6 separate regions of the Homo sapiens genome follow, and regions 1, 2, 4, 5 and 6 are each linked to region 3. The links are chromatin contacts, found by Hi-C or POLR2A ChIA-PET in ENCODE. All regions are on one chromosome and are shown on one strand. Each heading gives the region's core, a stretch centred on a gene start or an enhancer-like site at or near the end of the contact. The rest is flanking DNA. Distances are from core to core; before and after follow the strand shown.

The links. Hi-C counts contacts between places; a loop is a spot of excess contacts on that map. ChIA-PET counts read pairs that join two places held with the same protein, here RNA polymerase II (POLR2A). Pooled maps may share reads with other maps.
Region 1: a loop to region 3 is called in a map of CD8-positive, alpha-beta T cell, with 23 times the contacts of the local background. The contact joins the promoter of WDR43 here to the promoter of STRN in region 3. A Hi-C loop is called at or near these places in 1 of 168 maps with a recorded cell type or tissue (CD8-positive, alpha-beta T cell) and 6 of 50 pooled maps. POLR2A ChIA-PET finds 5 or more read pairs at or near these places in 2 of 52 experiments (CD4-positive, alpha-beta T cell and activated B cell).
Region 2: a pooled map shows a loop between it and region 3 (21-fold over the local background). The contact joins the promoter of LRPPRC here to the promoter of STRN in region 3. A Hi-C loop is called at or near these places in 5 of 50 pooled maps.
Region 4: a loop to region 3 is called in a map of B cell, with 18 times the contacts of the local background. The contact joins the promoter of YPEL5 here to the promoter of STRN in region 3. A Hi-C loop is called at or near these places in 2 of 168 maps with a recorded cell type or tissue (B cell and naive thymus-derived CD4-positive, alpha-beta T cell), 1 of 37 single-sample maps with no recorded cell type and 11 of 50 pooled maps.
Region 5: a loop to region 3 is called in a map of CD8-positive, alpha-beta T cell, with 10 times the contacts of the local background. The contact joins the promoter of PREPL here to the promoter of STRN in region 3. A Hi-C loop is called at or near these places in 2 of 168 maps with a recorded cell type or tissue (CD4-positive, alpha-beta memory T cell and CD8-positive, alpha-beta T cell) and 6 of 50 pooled maps.
Region 6: a loop to region 3 is called in a map of B cell, with 23 times the contacts of the local background. The contact joins the promoter of PPM1B-DT here to the promoter of STRN in region 3. A Hi-C loop is called at or near these places in 2 of 168 maps with a recorded cell type or tissue (B cell and CD4-positive, alpha-beta memory T cell) and 7 of 50 pooled maps.

What each region holds. Positions count from the first base shown.
Region 1 is chr2:28,893,109-28,896,177 of GRCh38, reverse strand. WDR43 (WD repeat domain 43) reads right to left here and starts at 1,511. Exons shown (of 18, transcript NM_015131.3): 1 at 1,255-1,511. The coding sequence starts at 1,479. RefSeq lists enhancers at 122-743, 818-917, 744-1,367 and silencers at 1,018-1,137, 1,158-1,207, 1,248-1,307, 1,448-1,527.
Region 2 is chr2:43,994,530-43,997,268 of GRCh38, reverse strand. It overlaps LRPPRC (leucine rich pentatricopeptide repeat containing), which reads left to right and starts at 1,280. Exons shown (of 38, transcript NM_133259.4): 1 at 1,280-1,470. The coding sequence starts at 1,322. RefSeq lists enhancers at 1,003-1,282, 1,078-1,729 and a silencer at 1,383-1,702.
Region 3 is chr2:36,965,214-36,967,991 of GRCh38, reverse strand. STRN (striatin) reads left to right here and starts at 1,456. Exons shown (of 18, transcript NM_003162.4): 1 at 1,456-1,762. The coding sequence starts at 1,529. RefSeq lists a silencer at 966-1,775.
Region 4 is chr2:30,145,489-30,148,422 of GRCh38, reverse strand. YPEL5 (yippee like 5) reads right to left here and starts at 1,416. Exons shown (of 3, transcript NM_016061.3): 1 at 1,361-1,416. RefSeq lists silencers at 303-742, 1,033-1,202, 1,233-1,812.
Region 5 is chr2:44,360,121-44,363,031 of GRCh38, reverse strand. PREPL (prolyl endopeptidase like) reads left to right here and starts at 1,538. Exons shown (of 14, transcript NM_001171613.2): 1 at 1,538-1,652. It overlaps CAMKMT (calmodulin-lysine N-methyltransferase), which reads right to left and starts at 1,085. Exons shown (of 11, transcript NM_024766.5): 1 at 887-1,085. The coding sequence starts at 1,024. RefSeq lists enhancers at 378-1,271, 990-1,459, 696-1,895, 1,272-2,166.
Region 6 is chr2:44,167,191-44,170,109 of GRCh38, reverse strand. PPM1B-DT (PPM1B divergent transcript) reads left to right here and starts at 1,318. Exons shown (of 2, transcript XR_940034.3): 1 at 1,318-2,812. PPM1B (protein phosphatase, Mg2+/Mn2+ dependent 1B) reads right to left here and starts at 1,235. Exons shown (of 6, transcript NM_002706.6): 1 at 836-1,235. RefSeq lists silencers at 675-884, 1,205-1,534.

The DNA.
Region 1 (3,069 bases), core at 262-2,761, 8.1 Mb after region 3:
TTAAAATACAACCACAGAAAACTTTGAAAATAAAAGATAAGCAGAGCGCTGTAATTTTAACAATAAAAACTGATTTTTTTTTTAGTTTTATGTTTGACTTATAAGCCCTGATAGGTTTATTTTATGAATCAACAGGATAAACTATGAAAATGTAGCTTAAAATTTGAAAAATATCTAAACATGCCCAAAGTATAGCAACTTATATGTATCCCTTTTCCCAACCCAAAAATTTAGCAGGCTTCCCAGGTCGTCAGAGAGAGTAAGATCCTAAATAGCTTTTACAGTTCTCCACATTGAAACAGCTCACATCACACACCTCAGGATACCTGATGTTTCCAAATCACTTTGCAGTGATTCGGTTTGGCTACTCTGTAAACGCAATAACCACGTGCATGCTGAGTTAGAGAGATGTAGCTGAGTGACTCAACAGTGAAAGGCATTTACCTGACACGGGTCCCTAACAATGAAAAGCTCTGCCTAACTCGGCAGTTTTCCATCTAAGGGTAATTTCATCTGCACTCATAAAACATTCACTAAATCAAGCTACTACTTCACTTAACCTCCACATCCTAATACAGACTTCAGATTGGGGTGGGTGGGGAGCAGTGTGATCGGCTTGAAAGCGGGGCGGGAGGGGCGAGCAGATGTTAAAATCAAAAAGCAGTGAGTTCAAAAAGCTGAGAATGTAGAGGTGCCTGGGAAAGGCAAAAGTTAAGAGTTGAGAGTCCCACAACCTGGACGGGGACGAGAACACGTGGTGAGCCGGCACCCAAAGGGGGGGCAGGAGGGGGAAGGTCCGGAAGCAAGTACAGACTAGTCCATACCAACTGCCCAGTGCAAAACTGATGAGCCGGATCACAGACAGAGGAAAGTTAGATAGTCCCAAGATGGGGCTCTGTCAAAAACCAGAACTCTGATGAGCCAAGGCCCGGCAGAAGGAAGCCGCCCCAGGGGGACCAGGGGACTTGGCGAACATGGCTGCCCGTCAACAGTGGGGCCCAGGCCTCATTGGGCCAGCCGGCAGGGCTCGGATACGAGGCCGGCCGGGTCGAGCTGCGCCCTCCCTCACTGCCCTCGCGGCAGGCCGCACGCGGGGCTGGCGGCTTGGGCCCTGAACGCGCCGACGCCGCCTCCAAGCCTTCTGGCCCGGGCCGCTGAGAGCCACGCGCGATGCCGGACCACGCGCCACCCGGCCCGGAGGCCCGAAGCCGAGCCCGGGAAGGCGCCCGCCCCGCGCAGTCCCGCTCGCTTTACCTTGGCCTGCAGCCGCGCTGGCGCCCAGGCCAGACAGGTGCAGGTACCACTGAGGTGCGCGGAAGGCACGTACTCCTGGTGCAGCCGGTTGTTGGCCGTCTCCCATACTCGTAAGTGACCGTCGGTAGAGGCCAAAGCGAAGTAGGCCTGGCTGTGCGGGGAGAAGGCGCAAGGGACCCCAGCAGGGGCCAGGGGGTCGCAGCTACCGCCGCCGCCCGCCGCCATTGCTGCTCTGGCCCCGCTGCAGCCACGTGTTCGTCCGTGCGCAGGCGCACCGGCGCGGGGCGGAGCCTGGAGGAGGAAGTGAGGCGGAGGGAGCGCCGGGGGCTCAGGGAGTGGATCTTCGCGTCGCAGGAGAGCTTCTGGCGGATCCGCCCTGTGGACGGTGGCCCGCTAGGGCCTGTCGCTATCTTGTTCTGGGCGGGAGTGGGAGTATGGGAGAAAGTAATTGTAGAATTAAGATCAAGTCCTGTTCCTTTAAAAAAAAAAAAAAAGGGGGGGGGCCGGGCGCGGTGGCTCACGCCTGTAATCACAGCACTTTGGGAGGCCGAAGTGGGCGGATCCCCTGAGGTCGGAGTTCGAGACCAGCCTGACCAACATGTAGAAACCCCCGTCTCTACTAAAAATAAAAAAATTAGCCGTGGGCTGGGCGCGGTGGCTCACGCCTGTAATCCTAGCACTTTGGGAGGCCGAGGCGGGTGGATCATAAGGTCAGGAGTTCAAGACCAGCCTGGCCAAGATGATGAAACCTCGTCTCTACTAAAAATACAAAAAAATTAGCCGGGCTTGGTGGTTGGCACCTGTATGTAATCCCAGCCACTCGGGAGGCTGAGGCAGAGAATTGGTTGAACCCGGGAGGCGGAGATTGCAGTGAGCCGAGATCGCGCCCCTGCACTCCAGCCTGGGCGACAGAGCGAGACTCGTCTCAAAAAAAAAAAAAAAAAAAAAAAAAAAAAAAAAATAGCCAGGCGTGTGGCGCACGCCTGTAATCCCAGCTACTCGAGAGGCTGAGGCAGGAGAATCGCTTGAACTCGGGAGATGGAGGTTGCTGTGAGCCGAGATCGCGCCATTATACTCCGGGCAACAAGAGTGAAACTCCGTCTTAAAAAAATAAATAATAAATAAATAACAATTTTTTAAAACTTTAAAGAAAATGATAAGGTAGAACGAAAGGTTTGAAGGAAATCTTCAGCCGAGCGCGGTGGCTTACACCTATAATCCCACTTTGGGAGGCCGAGGCGGGCAGATCGCCCGAGGTCAGAGTTCGAGACCAAGCTAGGCAAAATGGCGAAACCTTGTCTCTACTAAAAATACTAAAATTAGCCGGGTGTGGTGGTGTGTGCCTGTAGTCCCAGCTACTCGGGAGACTGAGGCAGGAGACTCCTTGAACCCGGGAGGTGGAGGTTGCAGTGAGCCGAAATCGCCACGCCACTGCACTCCAGTCTAGGTGACAGAGCGAGACTGTCTCAAAAAAAAAGAGAGAGAAAAGAAGTCTTCACTTTCAAATTGATAATGATTGTAACAACTGCTTCCGTTTCCCCCTATTCAATTCCAGGCTGTAATCATTTACAAAATAACAATGTATTCAGTTATAATAATGTAAAAGTAATGATCGGAACAACTATTCCCTCCTGTTTCTCCAGATTTATCTCATGTTGCTACATCAAATAGACATTTTTAGGCACACGCCCATAGTCTGGAGGCTGAGGGAGGAGGATGGCTTGAGCCCACGAGGTCGAGGCTACAGTGAGCTATGACTGCTCCACTGCACTCTACCCTGGGTGACATAGTGAGATCCTGTATCCAAAAAATAAA
Region 2 (2,739 bases), core at 31-2,530, 7.0 Mb before region 3:
GGGATAAACAGTCACTTCGGAAATGACCGTGGGAGGGCTTCCAGAGGAAATACCCGCCGCGTTTGCCTCGTGATAGGTAGGGGACAGGCAGGTGTAGAGGGAGTGGAAGGCTGTTCTCAGCTTCCCACGTGTGCACAGGGAACCGATCCAGTCTGTAAGCCCTGTGAAGGCAGCGACGTGGTTTTTTTGTTTTGTTTTAGACAGAGTCTCGCTGTGTCACCCAGGCTGGAGTGCAATGGCGCCATCTTGGCTCACTGCAACCTCCACCTCTCGGGTTCAAGCAATTCTCCTGCCTCAGCCTCCCGAGTAGCTGAGATTACAGGCGCCCGCCACCACGCCCGGCTAATTTTTTGTATTTTTAGTACAGATGGGGTTTCACCATGTTGGCCAGGCTGGTCTCCAACTCCTGACCTCAGGTGATCCACCCGCCTCGGCCTTCCAAAGTGATGGGATTACAGGCGTGAGCCACTTCGCCAGCGATGGGTTTAACTTGCCAGTTTTCTCCCCATATTTGGCTGGAGACTCTTAATTACATTGTTCTTTTACTTCTCACATGTATATGTGCATTTACTGAAGGGAGAGGCGCGGTAGGGGTGGAGGGTTGGGGAAGAGAGTCAGTTCAATTCCAGCTTTAAAACTATAGGATTTTTGGTAGAATTCATTTATTTTCTAAAGCGAGGCCCCGCGTACGCGCTTAGGGTGGGGACCTGCGCGTTCCTTTACACTGTTCCCAGGCCCTGATAATCCACATCCTATCATGTTGAACCTGGGAGGCAAACGGCAAGGTGCAAAAGACCTCCACGGTTTCTCCGGCCCGCGTTTCTGAGAGTGAAGGGCCGTTCCTATTGGACATGGCGTCAGGGCTGAACGTTAGCAGCAACATCTGCACTCGGGGGCGGGGGAAACCTTCCCACGTCCTGGGATCTTCATAGTCGGCTCTCCTCGAGAGTTCTCGGTATTTTTACTAGTTGGCCTCCCACAAGCCTCTGCGCCAACCTGGGAGGAGTTGACCTCTTGCGGCTCTACCAACAGAGGAGTGCAGGGGTGCAGCGAATGAACACGATGCCCAGATCGGAGACGGAAGACGGAAAAGAAAAGCTTCGATAATGAATCAAGCAACATCGTTTATGTAAATATTACATTGGGTCTTCTGTCCTCGGAGAAGTGCGGTTTTCCATCTTCCAACCTAAAACAATCCGTCGCTCCCCCCACATTTGGCACGCCCGGCAGTTGGTCTCTGCCGCGCCAGGCTACCCTGCGGTCACATGCTCCTCCTGTCCTTCTGGCGGAGCGTGCTTCCCGCTGCGGGGACGTTCGAGCAATGGCAGCCCTGCTGAGATCCGCGCGTTGGTTGCTGCGTGCCGGGGCGGCCCCGCGCCTCCCGCTCTCCCTGCGCCTCCTCCCTGGCGGCCCGGGCCGGCTGCATGCCGCCTCCTATCTGCCCGCCGCTCGCGCCGGGCCCGTGGCCGGGTGAGTGCCCAGGCCCTTTCTCCAGGCAAGCTGCGGCGCCAGGGTCCCCCGGGGTCGTGGGTGCCGGCAGGGACCGGGTCCTGCCTGTGCTCGCCACCCTTCTCCCCGCCCCAGGACCTAGCCTCCCCGGGCTCCGCACCACGCTCCCTACCAGGGGTTTTCGGGTGACAGGGTTAAGCGCCTTCAGAAGGTCACGGCTGTGGGCATGGCCTGCCTCCGGCTTGAATCCTGCCCCCGCCACTTCAGCCTGGACCTTACTGCCCTCGGGGTACCCATGGTCAACGAAGATGAGGGGGGCTTTGAAGACTGCTTTGGGAAGTCGGGTGGTGGTCTTTTCCTTACACTTGGCCAGCTTGGGTGGTGTCCCACGTGCGGTCACCGTTGGTGATCAGTAACCACCTAGCATTTAGATATTGGAAATTTAGCTTTTTGCGAGGGATGGGGCGGCGAGGAGTGGGTTGGGAGTTTGGGTGAGCCACGGATGACTTAAAGCTGGACGCTGGATTATGATCACTTTGGGCTTTTGCCTGCGTTCTCTTGAATGGAGTTTTCCTTCAGCATTTAAGAAGGTGTTGCGCGAGTTGGGCTGGAGTGCAGTGGCGCGATCTCAGCTCACTGCAACTTCCGCTTCCCGGGTTCAAGCGATTCTCCTGCCTCAGCCTCCCGAGTAGCTGGGATTACAGGTGTGCGCCACCATGCCAGGCTAACTTTTGTACTTTTAGTAGAGACTGGGTTTCACCATGTTGGCCACGCTAGTCTCGAACTCCTGACTTCAAGCGATCCTCCTGCCTCGGCCTCCCAAAGTGCTGGGATTACAGGTGTGAGCCACCGCTCCCGTCCTGTAAGTGTCTTTGAATGAATGAGCACATGCAAGGCACTCTGTTGGAATCTGGGGATGCAAAGGCAAGTTAAACTCTAAGTGGGTGTCAGATAGGCGAATAAATGCTCTCATGGTTTGAGGTTTATCAGAGATAGGTTTGGTATAGACTTTTGTAGTGGAGGGGAAAAGAAAAGTTGGTGAAAGTGTTCATTTGGTTATTAATAGTATTCTGACCACCAGAGAAGGGGAGATAGGTGCTGAGCTTTTAGCATTGGAGAAAAAATGATTTTGAAAGACTGATGCTTGTAAATTAAGGTACTTTGAGAGCTCGCGTAAGGACTGAGAGCCAGGGATCTGCAGTAGGCTGGGCCCAGACTGCAGCCTACTCCAGATTTATCTGCATTTTATCCTCAAATTATCTGCATTATGCCATTAGAGAAGTTACTTAA
Region 3 (2,778 bases), core at 207-2,706:
GAGAGAGGACAGGGACAGGATGTCTTTCCCTGACATGTCACTCAGCAGCCTAGATCTTTACATTTTTTCATGGCCATCAAGTCTGATAACCCACAAGTACGTCCTACAAAACGTAAGAATTTCAGATAACTTGTTAGGGTGACAAAATAAGTGCTTAATTTCATTTGCATTTGTTAAATTGTTTTCAGGGGCCTTCCTTTTTGCCACTGTTGTAGTGTGAATTTATAGTGACATATTGTCAGACTTCGGAGAAGGCAAATATTTACAGAGAGTAACTTGAAAGGACTTTGGTGTACCTTTGGTAGGCGGATGCTGTTGCCAGTTGGCAGGTGAATCGTGAAAGAAACTGGGAACAGGACAAGTGAAAACGGAGAGGGGCCAGGATATCTAAGACCGCGCTAGGGAGCAGAAAGGGAACTTGCTTTTTCAAGGTGGTGTAGCTTTTAAATTAAGCCTTTGTGATATTTGATTATACGCCAATCTTTGATGACAGAAACGATGTCATTTATCTTAATATTCCCAGCGCAAGAGAAAACCGATAATCAAAATATTTGTTCAATTAAGTAGAGTAAAAATCAGCGGGAATAAGATAGGAAAAATGAGACCGAAATAACAGAACATCTATTATTGGATGCTAAAACTTTTACAGGATTTACTGCAGGAGGACTGCAAAGGGAAAGAAACTTCAACGGAGCAGTTTTTCAGATGGGCTGTCAACAAACCACAATTTGGAAGCAGCAGCAGAAAGCTGCGGCGTTGTCTTAGAAAGGTGATCGGCGTTCCTTAGAAATGAAAACTGGTCAGGTAACAGGTTTGAGCCCCTCGAGTCAAAAGAGAAAGGCAAGAGCGACAGCGACCCGCAGATTGGCAGAATGGAGGAGCGTCTAGGGTGAGAGAAACTCCGAACACGAAGCCGAAGCGAGAGCACGCAGGGCAGCTGGCGGGAGAACCCCGGTCCCGCGGCCGCACCGGGTAGCTCGCTTTGAGCCTGTTCCTTCACAGAACGGCCAGGAAGCCTTAAAAGATGTGCAGCTCGGGCAGGTATCTTGGCGTGACAACTTCCGTGTGTGTGTGTGTGTGTGTGTGTGTGTGTTTTTGAATGCAACAGGGTGCGCCGCCCGCGAACTTCCGCGTGCGAGGAAGACTGGAGACCCGCCCGCCCGCGCCCAGCCGGCCCCAGAGGAAACCCGCTCTCCCCGCCCAGCCGGCCCCCTACGCGGCGAGCCGGGGCGGGGCGGGCCCGAGGCCACGCCCAAGCTGAGGCACAGCCCTACAGGCCGCCCGGGCCGCGCTAGCCCGCGCCCCGCCCCGCGACTACATTTCCCGGCAAGCCCCGGGCCGCCAGCGCGCCGCAGTTGACCCATTTCCCGGCCCGTCACGGGCTCGGCCGGCCCCCGCGCCCAGGAGGCTGCTCCCTGCTGACTGGGGTGTGGGCGGGAGCGGCGGAGGGAGGAGGAGGCGCTGCTTGCCGCCGCTGTTGCCTCCGCTGCTGGGCGCCGGGGCAGCTCCCCGGGTATCTGCGGCCGCCATGGACGAGCAGGCGGGTCCCGGCGTCTTCTTCAGCAACAACCACCCGGGCGCCGGCGGTGCCAAGGGGCTCGGGCCTCTGGCGGAGGCTGCCGCGGCCGGCGACGGGGCGGCTGCGGCGGGGGCGGCCCGAGCCCAGTACAGTCTCCCGGGGATCCTGCACTTCCTGCAGCACGAGTGGGCCCGCTTCGAGGTGGAGAGAGCCCAGTGGGAGGTGGAGCGGGCGGAGCTGCAGGTAAAGACCCTCCCGGCCTGGCCGTCTTCATCCCGCCTCTTTGCTCCCTTCCGCCCCGCCCCGGACCCTTCTCCCCCTCCCCCAGCCTTCTCGCGTCCCCTCCCCCTTTGCTGCCGCCCATCCCACCCGGAGCCCCGTCCCCTTCTTCTCTTCGCCTTTTGCCTTTCGCTGACCCCACCTCGACCCTGTTCTCACTCCCGCTCCTGGTGCGTTGTTTACCCTCCCCACGCCTGTTCGTCCGCCCCATCCCACTCTTAACTCCCAGACTCATTTCAACTCTCTGGCCATCCTGCATCTCAGGGCTGCCCTCTCGGTTTACTAATTGGGCTGGCAGTAGTTTTGAGAGACGCGGAGCAAATCGTCCGCTGCCCTGGTGTGCCCCTTCCTAGGTCTAGAGACAGTCTCCGCAGAACGTGCCGGCTTTGGCCCCTCTCTTCAAGGAAGGTGATCAAGAAGACAACAGAAGTTGTGTCAGGCCTTGAGTCGAGGCGAGAAGTTGACGTTGGGCAAAAGTGTTATTCATATATCAGATCCCTTTTTTTATATATGTAAATGTCTGTTCTCCACTTTCTTCCGACCCCCCGGCCCCCTCCCACGTTTCTTTTAGGTATTTCCAATTAATGCATTTTGAATGAAGGACCTAGATGATCGCAGTCAGAGAGAATGGTTAAGAGGTGGTTCCTGTTCTCAGAATCTGAAACTTCCCAAGGGTTAATTTTATGTTCAGTGTTTTGGGAGATTTTCTTGTGCTTTAAAAGGAACTAAAGGGACTTTGAAGTTAGTTACATTGCCTTGCATAATCTGCAAGATAAAGTATATCCAGGGAGGAGATAACTGTGGGCTCTGAAAAGAATGAAAGTGAGGCTGATACTTTACAAGCCATTCAGAATTGGTGAATAGGTTTTCAGTGGTTGTTCTTAAAACTTCCAGGGCATACACACCAATTTCAAAAGGAACTTAAAGAACTATGAATAGTTGTGCCTTTCTGTTTTACGGGCTAAGCCTGTATACTTATG
Region 4 (2,934 bases), core at 167-2,666, 6.8 Mb after region 3:
TGCAGCTGCGACGCTCTATATGTGGCTATGCAAAGTTAGCTAATATCCTACTCCTCCCAGTTTCTTCACCACCAAGTCTACTAATTTTCCAAAAACACAAGGTTAGCCCGAAGTTACTTCAGGTTTTCCATCTGTCAAGACGACGTAGAATAAAAATCCTCAGATTACCAACAGATCTCTGTAAACAGAAAAAGTTTAAAAATAAATGAGCTGTACAGCTTCCCAGACTCTCCCTTGAAAGGGAGATTAGTTGGTATCAGGATTAAACAGATCTTTGTAGTATTTCAATTTCCCACTCCCGCTGATCCGGACACTCATTTGTCCCATCTACCTGCAGAGAAGGTACAGGAAAGGGGTTGCAAGGGCACGCCCACCCTCCCGACTGCAAGCGGAGGGAAGGCCGCAGCCCGAAGCTGGCGGAGCTGGGCCGGCCCGGGCGACCCCCGGGTGGGCTCACCCGGCAGCCGCAGTGGGGCCCGCGAGCGCCCCCGCCGGCCCAGCTGATGGAGGCCACGTGACGCCAGCCGGCCAATCGGGAGGGACCGGGGCGGCAGAGCGCGGCGGCGGCGGTGGCGGCGGGGCCTCCCTCGGCACAACAAACACGAGCAGGAAACAGCTGAGCGGGTGGCCGGGGGGCTCTCTTGGTCCCGACACCCGGCGGGCTGCCCAACCGTCACCCTGCGCTGTCAGTCCCGGGTCCTCTGGGCAGGAGGGCGGGGGAGGCGGACGTTCATGGGGGGGAGGGGGCAAAGGGAGACACCGCCCCAGCCCGGTGGCTGGGCCGCTTGGGCCGGGCGTGGGCCCTGCTCAGGACGGTTCACGCCGTGCGGTCATCGCGGCCCAAACAACTCGGTCAAGTTCCGACTTGGATTCGGGGCGGAGACCGGGCGCGCCCCCGACTATGCGACGGGTGGGGGCGGGGCAGCCGCGGCGCGGCGCGGCGGGTTGGGGGTCGCGGCCAGACCGTCCGCCCAGGGGGCGCCGTGGGCCTCGGCGGCGGGCCTCGGAGGACGCGACGGGGAAACGGGGCGGAGGCGCGGGCGCCGCGCGGAGGGGTTGCGGCTGTTGTCGCACCGGTCGCCCGGCTGCGCGGCGGGGGCGGGCCGACGGCGGCCGCCGCGCCAGGCCTCACAAAGAGCAAACAGCCCCGCGCGTCCGCCCGCGGTCCCAGCGCCGGGGCCCACCCTGAAGGATCTGGGGCGGCCGCTCTGGGACCCCGGGAAGAGCGCGGCGAGGAAGAGGCACTTCCTGCCTGGGCCCCCCACCCTGGGCCGATTCCCGAGTGCCTCGAAGCCGCCCGACCCGAACGGGCGCCTCAGTCCCCACCGGCCCCGAGTCCAGCCCCTCCCGCGGGACTCACCCTGAGCGGCGGTGAGATCCGCGGCTGCCAGCGGCTTGTCGCTCTTCAGCTGGTATGAAGCCCCTCGGCCACCCGAGTCTCCAGGTTTAGTCAGGCCCTGGCCTTGGCCCCGCCTCTCCCTGGTTGGGCCTCAACGTCAGTCACCCGGCGTGGCTCCGCCCCCCCGCAGTCAGCTCTCCCGGTTGGCCCAGAACGCCCTTTATTTCTAGGCCCCGCCCCTGTCCTCGGCCTCCTGCCTTTTTCGCGGGGCCCCGCCCCTTCTCTGGCTCACCCTCCCCCACTCCCGCACCCCTCCGCTTCGCGGCCCACCCCTCTCAGAAGCCGCAGACCCAGGGCAGGCTTGCGACAGCTCGCCCCGCCCCTGACCCAGCACCTCGGACTCGTACAGCCAATCAAAGAGGCTAACTCTGCCCCTTCTCTCGAGGCGGCCAATGTAGTCAGTCTGGGGACCCACCTCCCCCTTTCAGCTGAGCGCACACAACACAGCATCCACGTGAGTCAGCTTCTTAAAGGCGAAGGCTTGGCCTGTCTAATTGCGGCAGCTGCGAGACATCGCACGTCATTAGCGTCACCAGGTAGCGGCTGGAGCCGAGCTTCCTGATACCTAGTGAGCCGCGGTGATGACAAATGAAAACAATAAGCTGTTTCCTAGACAAACAGCTGCCTAGGTAACTAAAGTGCACCGTGTAATTCGTTTCTTGGAGGCCGTTTCCCCGACCACCCCTGGTAGAGGGCTGCCTTTTGCTTTCAAACCCCTAGCCCTCGAGTCTAAGCGCATAGGCACTCCTAAGAAACATCTGTGGATACAGGATTTTTCAACTGCGCTTGACTTTATTTACAACTCATTTGAATGTTTTTTCTGGGTAGTGGAAATGATTCTCAAAAAGATGAAGAAATTCAGTCTTCTATATGGCGAATTTCTGCCTCAGAGAGTGAGATTTGTTCATTGCAAAGAGCAGCTGTTCCCTTAACCCTTATCAATGCTTAAGATGGAAGATGTTGCTTCTCATTCCATTAGAGTTGCCCAGGTACTTACATCTCTGTTAGCTGACTTTCGGGATAAAACCAAAATATTTGATGACGCATACCTCTCAGATTAAAAATGTAGGTTAGCATTTGGGGCTAGTTTGCAACATGTTTAAAGTCATTATTGGTGGAAGAGAAGCTGCTAAGCAAATTCTAGCACTTGACTCCCGCTCATCCCCAAATCCACAAGTATTTTCATTTAGTTCGTCTGAAGTTTACCTGAGCATCAAAGGCAAAAGGACTAGTTATCTTTTAATAAGTGAGTTTTCCAGGAGATAAGTTTTTTTGTTTGTTTGTTTCAGACGGAGTCTTGCTCTGTCGCCCAGGCTCGAGTGCAGTGGCATGATCTTGGCTCACTGCAACCTCCGCCTCCCGGGTTCAAGCAATTCTCCTGCCTCTGCCTCCTGAGTAGCTGGAATTACAGGCGCACACCACCACGCCCGGCTAATTTTTGTATTTTTAGTAGAGACGGGGTTTCACCATATTGGCCAGGTTGGTCTCGAACTCCTGACCTCGTGATCCGCCCGCCTCGGCCTCCTGAAGTGCTG
Region 5 (2,911 bases), core at 289-2,788, 7.4 Mb before region 3:
GCAATAGCTGGGAAACTCTTTTCCAAACACAACTGTCAGAAATGGAAAAATGTCCTCCTGAGTAAAGTTTTCGGCAGAAAACTTCAGGCAGAGGCATAACACTGCTATGCAAAAACAATAACCAGACTTCACTTCAAGAAGTGAGCGAAGAATGTGAGTGATCATAAATCAGAACTTCCGTCAAGCTTGCACGAGTGGAGTTGTAAGTAACAGCAGAAACTTTGAAGTACCAGAAGATACCATCATTCAAAAACGAACACACTTTGACTAGCCCACCTTGGACACGGAGAATCTCGCTGATCACTACAAACTACAAGATAATCATTTAACTTTGAGACCTCAGTGAGAGAGGGTATCAGCTTTTCCTACTCCTTGCACGCTCCGCTGTACGGAAGATGCCGAGGGAACGCATGCCGTGTCTCAGTCCCGGCATAGTCAACCACGCTGGGCAAAAGACGGGGCCAGAGGGTGCAGACGAATATCGGTAACTCGAACCAGGCTGGGAGTTAAGCTAGAAGAAACTGGGGAAGGAGGCAAAACAGAAGCAGGAAAAGAGCAGTGGGGAGCGGCGGGCGCACCAGAGACTGGCGAGAAGGGGAAAAGTCCCCCAGACGCACAAAAATGTCTAGAAGGGGTTCTTCTACTTCGATCTGAGTTTCCCAGGAGCTCAGCCTTGGCTGTCCCGCTCCCCACCCAACCCCACATGATTCCTCCTCTTGGATGGGACGCTTAGGTGAAGCGAGGGGGAGCTTCGCAGGTGGCTCCCGGCAAACTGAGAAGGGTCTCCCAGAGCTGCCAAGAGGAAAGAACTGCGAACAGTCGCTCCCCCGGTACGTGAGAGAGGAGTGACCAGAGGCAAAGGTGAGGCGAGCAGGTTCTCCCTTACCTGCCGCAGGAGCTTCCACCGGGCGGCTCCCAGGGGCGCCGAGACTACGGGCCCCCGAGTGGTGCAGCCAACTGCCGGACTCCCGCCCGCTGCTCGCGCGGTCTCGCCGGTCCCAGCGTCCGCGACTCGCGACTCCATCTCACTGGAGCCTTCCACACCCGGAGGTGCCACCGCCGCAGCTCGTCCCCTGCCAGGACCTGCCAACTTCTTCCCTGTCAGGACCTGTGACGCCCGGCACCCTCCCTCCACCGGACCAGGCATGCGCGCTCTCCCCGAATTCCGCATTTCCGGTACTCGCATCTCCTTGGCAACCAGGGCCGAGCTGTCACGCCATTGCACCATTCTTGCTGGTAGCCATCTTGAGTGAGGGCGGACCAGAGGATGAGAGAGCTGTGGCAGGGCTACTGGAACGCTGTCCCTCATTGTTTTAGCCTTCTGTGCTTCATCTCGAGCTCAGAAGACTAGCGAAGAACGAAAAGTCTTATATATTTCGAGACTAAAGAACCCAGGAACCCAAGAAGACTCCTTGACCACAACAAAGATGGCGAAATCTGCCTGTTGCTCGTGCTAGATTGAGGTTACGTAGATTGGCGTGCTGCAAACCAGCTCTAGGCGGCTCTGGGTAAGTTGTCGTTCTGTGGGCTGCGGAACGCAGACTTCGGCTGGACTTGCCTGCGGTGACACCTGCTCCCCTCTGAGAGCTTCAGGTTCTCCGGCCTGCCTTCACTGGTTTGTGTCCAGAGCCGGACTGATTCTCTCAATTTGCGTATGTATGGGGGGTGTGCTGGTCTCTTTCCTTCTCCCCTTTCTCCCCCCGCCCAGCCACCCACCCCTCAGTCCCCAGGTCCTCGCTTTTTGACTAATGTCCCGGCACTGCGTGCGTGTCACCTGGTCCCTCTCCCTGTTGCATTCAGATCGCCTCATCCCTGGGGTGGAGAGTTGCACGGGGTAAACGAATAGGTTCTCCTGAGAACACCCATTTATCTACCCCACCCCCATCCTAGCCTTGCATACTGTCTTCTTGGGGATGAAAGATGGATGGATAAAGGCTGTGGGAACGTGGTGATGTAGGACCTTTGCAGGTCCTTGTTATTCGGGTCTTTTTTCCCCTTTTTTTACTAGTGTCGGCTAGTAAACTAGTGTTGCTCCCCTACCCCCAATCGCCCATTATTTTGCTGCGACATGGAAAGGGATTAAGGGGGGCGGGGGCGTCGTAGCGCATCTGATCTATGGTAAATTTGACGCAGCATTCTACCTTTGATACCAGGGGGCATTTTGTGGAAGACTTCCATAATGACATTCAGCGGTGTGCAACATACCTAGATTATTCCTGTCGTAAATAATAGCAACTGCCATTTATTGAGTGGTCACTATGTGCCAGGCACTGTATGGTCTTAATGTTAAGCTGTCTCATTTTGTCTTTACAACAACAACCCTAGAAGGTAAATGGTGTCATTTCATTTTTGCAGATGAAGAAACTGAGGCCCGGAGACACAGTTAAGTGTAGGAGCTAAGACCTCAACCCAGGTCTCTCTGACTCTTAACTACTTATTAGCAATCAAGGTTAATAAAAGCTACCTCCTGACAAACCAGAGATGGCCTTACATTTTATTTGTGCATCTTGCAGGGGTTTTTTGTTGTTTTTAATTAAAGCGCTAAATACCTTTTTAACATTAAAAATCCGAAGTTGAGTATGTCCAGTATTTGGAACCGAACCAAATTGGATTTTTTGCTATACAGCTTACTGTACAAGTGACCTGGAACAGTTGCTTAGAACCTCCCACAGCCACAGTTTGGCAACCTGTAAAATGTGCATGGTAATATCTACTTTATTAAGTCCATATAAAATTTAAATTAGACAAACAAGATAAAAGCACCTGGCAGTTAGTTAACACTCAACAATAATTAATCTTCCCTCCCCCACCTTTATTAAATAATTAGGCTTTTCCAGTTTATCTTCCACATATATACCAAAGATACGTTCATAATTATGTAAGACCAAAGGGCTTTTTACCTTTTACAGCC
Region 6 (2,919 bases), core at 69-2,568, 7.2 Mb before region 3:
AAAATGAAGAAATAACTATTTCCAACACTCACTGAGTCCTTCATTTAAAAAATTATTTTCGGTGTTATTTTCACACTTTACGTTTAATAATACAATTTTTTCAAGGTTGTTAGGCTTAAACTATGAAAAACTGATTTACCACATATGGCTAGTCAGTCTATACTCTTAATGGGGCTCCGGTAGATTTGGGGTACTGACAATAAGTGGCAGTTTCAATTAAGAACTTCACTGTTAGGAATGACATCCGAAAAGGATGGTGCTAGGGAAGACAGGCAAGAGATGCCGGGGTACGAAGAAAAGAGAAACACACAATTTAAAGCCACTAAGGAGGGAAGGCGAGGGTAGAACGCATAGACAGCAGAGAAAGACGATTTAACAAGGAAGTGAAGTGGAGCGCAGAGTAGGGCAGAAGCTGATGAGGAAACGAATGGTAAAAGATAGTGTTTTCAAACAGGGCATGCACCAGGAAGAGAAGCGCCAAGGCTTGGGGTAGCCCCAGTGCTTTCGTGTGAAAGAGATGCTTGCAGACTGAAGCGGAGGGAAGAGAGAATCAGTCAGCTTCCAGGCGTTCCAGCAAACTCCCATTCTCTCCCTGCGCCTCTCCCAGACCTCAGCCCAGCGGAGGCGGCGGCCGGGGAAGGGGCCTATACCCGAGAGCCAGGCCCGGCGTTCCCCTGCCTAGGCTCCGCGGCAGCAGGGAAAGCAGCGAGGATTCGGAAGGACAGAGGCCCCGGCCGCGGCTCGGCAGCACCGCGAAAACCTGCCCAGGGCCCGGGGCCTCGGCGGCGCGGCCGGTCAGCCGCTTCCCCTCCGGCGGGGTGCCGGGCGGCCTTACCTGAGGCAAGGGAGGGAGAAGATGTCTAGGGCGCCTCGCTCGCGCCCGCCGCGGTACTCAGCCCAAGTTTCCAACGGAGGCGCGACCCTGACTCAGCCGCCGCTTCCCCCTCGGGGTCTCGACCGCCGCCTCCGGGGCTGTTTACACCGCCCGGCCCCTCACGCCGCCGCCGCCGCCGATGCCGCCTTCTCTCCACCCTAGCGCCGTTGCCGATTCGGCCGCCGCCACCTCCTCCGCCGCAGCCTCGTCTCTCTGGAGCATCTTCCAACCACCGAACCCTGAGAATCAGAGACTCCAGCCGCGCCGGCAGGAAACTCCCCCGCAACTGCTAGGGGAACGAGGCCGTCAGAGCACCGGCGGCTTTTCCGCCATTGAGCAGAAGCCGCTCGGCTCCTTTTGCAACCCCCTCCCCGCACCCTAGTCCTTCCCCGCCCCTCAGGGTGCCCCGCCTCCAGCTGCCACCCACTGGGATGCCGCGCGCCCTCTCACGGCCCCCGGTTTGCTGGGAGTCTTGTCAATCACCGCTCCCCCTCCCCGTGCTGCTCCCTCGGCACCTCCGTACTTCGTTTACCCCGCCCACCCGGCCCCGCCTCTGGGTTTCTAATTTCCCATTGGGCATCAGTGGCTACTTTCAATAGGCAAGGTCAGCTGTCCATCAAACACCGCCCACTAAGTGAGACCCAACCCTTTATTACCATTTACTTTATTCGGCCCCGCCTCCGCTAGGTCCTACCTCCCGAACGTCAGGGACCAGCCCCCGCTACCAGCCATAAGTAGAGCCCTCCGTCAATCAAATAACGCCCACCTGCGCTCCTCCTAGCAAAGCCCCGGCCCCAGCGATTGTCTTTTCTTATTGGTCCAACTCGTGATCCGAACCCCCAGTCACTGGCTTTCTTGCGGGTCAGTCACTGAGCCAATTTCCAAGTCCGTCACACCGGCTTTTTTCAAATGAACGCGCAAAAGGCGGGGAAGTATCTGGAAAGCGATTGGTTCGTCCTAGAAAACGGTCAAACCCGGAGAGTCTGTACGGATCCTTTCCGTTCTGTGAGGACCGTGCCCCCTTGTATTTGACCTCTAAGCCTCGCGTAAAAGAAGCGCCATAAGGGACCAACGAGCAGTCCAGCTATAGGTGTGGACGCCTGGTCCCACCCGGAATTGCAGGGGCTTGGCTACTGATTGGCTAAGAAAGTCCTCCTAGGCCCTCATTGGAGGATCTAAACGCCTCTCTTCGGCGTGGAGACGGGAAGGGACGACTCAGACGAGGACAAGAAGTGGGCAGGGGAGAGGCGGTTGTTTTGCTTCAGCCGCGGGTGGGGCGCAGGCGAGAGTGGGAAACTGGGAAGGCCGGGCTCTGGGGAGGTGTTGCGGGGAGGGGAAAGGCCCGGATGTTCCCTAACAATGAAATCATCGCCGACCTATCAGAGCCGCCGAGCTGGGATACCTGCCTGACCTGTACCCCGGAGGGAGAAGAGTGGGCGGGAAATTGGGGTGTCGGAAGAACCTGGAAAGCAACGTGAGAAAGTGGGACAGGTGTTCCCTTCAGGAGGATTTTGTGCTATTAGAGATTATTTTTATACCAGCCCTTGACATTTCCGTATTTTGTTTCTCAGTCGGCATTGATATTAAAACTCCCAGCCTAGTCTCTTGACATGGACTTGTTCATTTCGCAGTTATTGAGCGCCTACTGTTTGCCAGGTACTGTATGTAGAACTGGAGATACAAAAATAAATTAGGCAATCGCAGTACAAGATGATAGGTACTACAATTGAAACATGCACAAGGGCTGGTGACGACATAAAGGGTCTTCCTTGTGCATAGGTTTACCAAGAAAGGCTTCACAAAGACACAGGATGAGTCAAGAATGAATGATAGGGGTTTAACAGGCCGATGGGGAAAGTGGACATGACTCCTCCAGCTATCAAATTAGACGATGCTGCCATGTTAATTCTCCAAACGAGAAACAAAAGTGTAATAGAGGTATTCTAATACTTACCTTAGGATATATATATATATATATATTTTTTTTTTAATCCGAATGTCCTAAAAGAACTTAAACCTATTTCCTACTTTGGTGTAAAATGGTT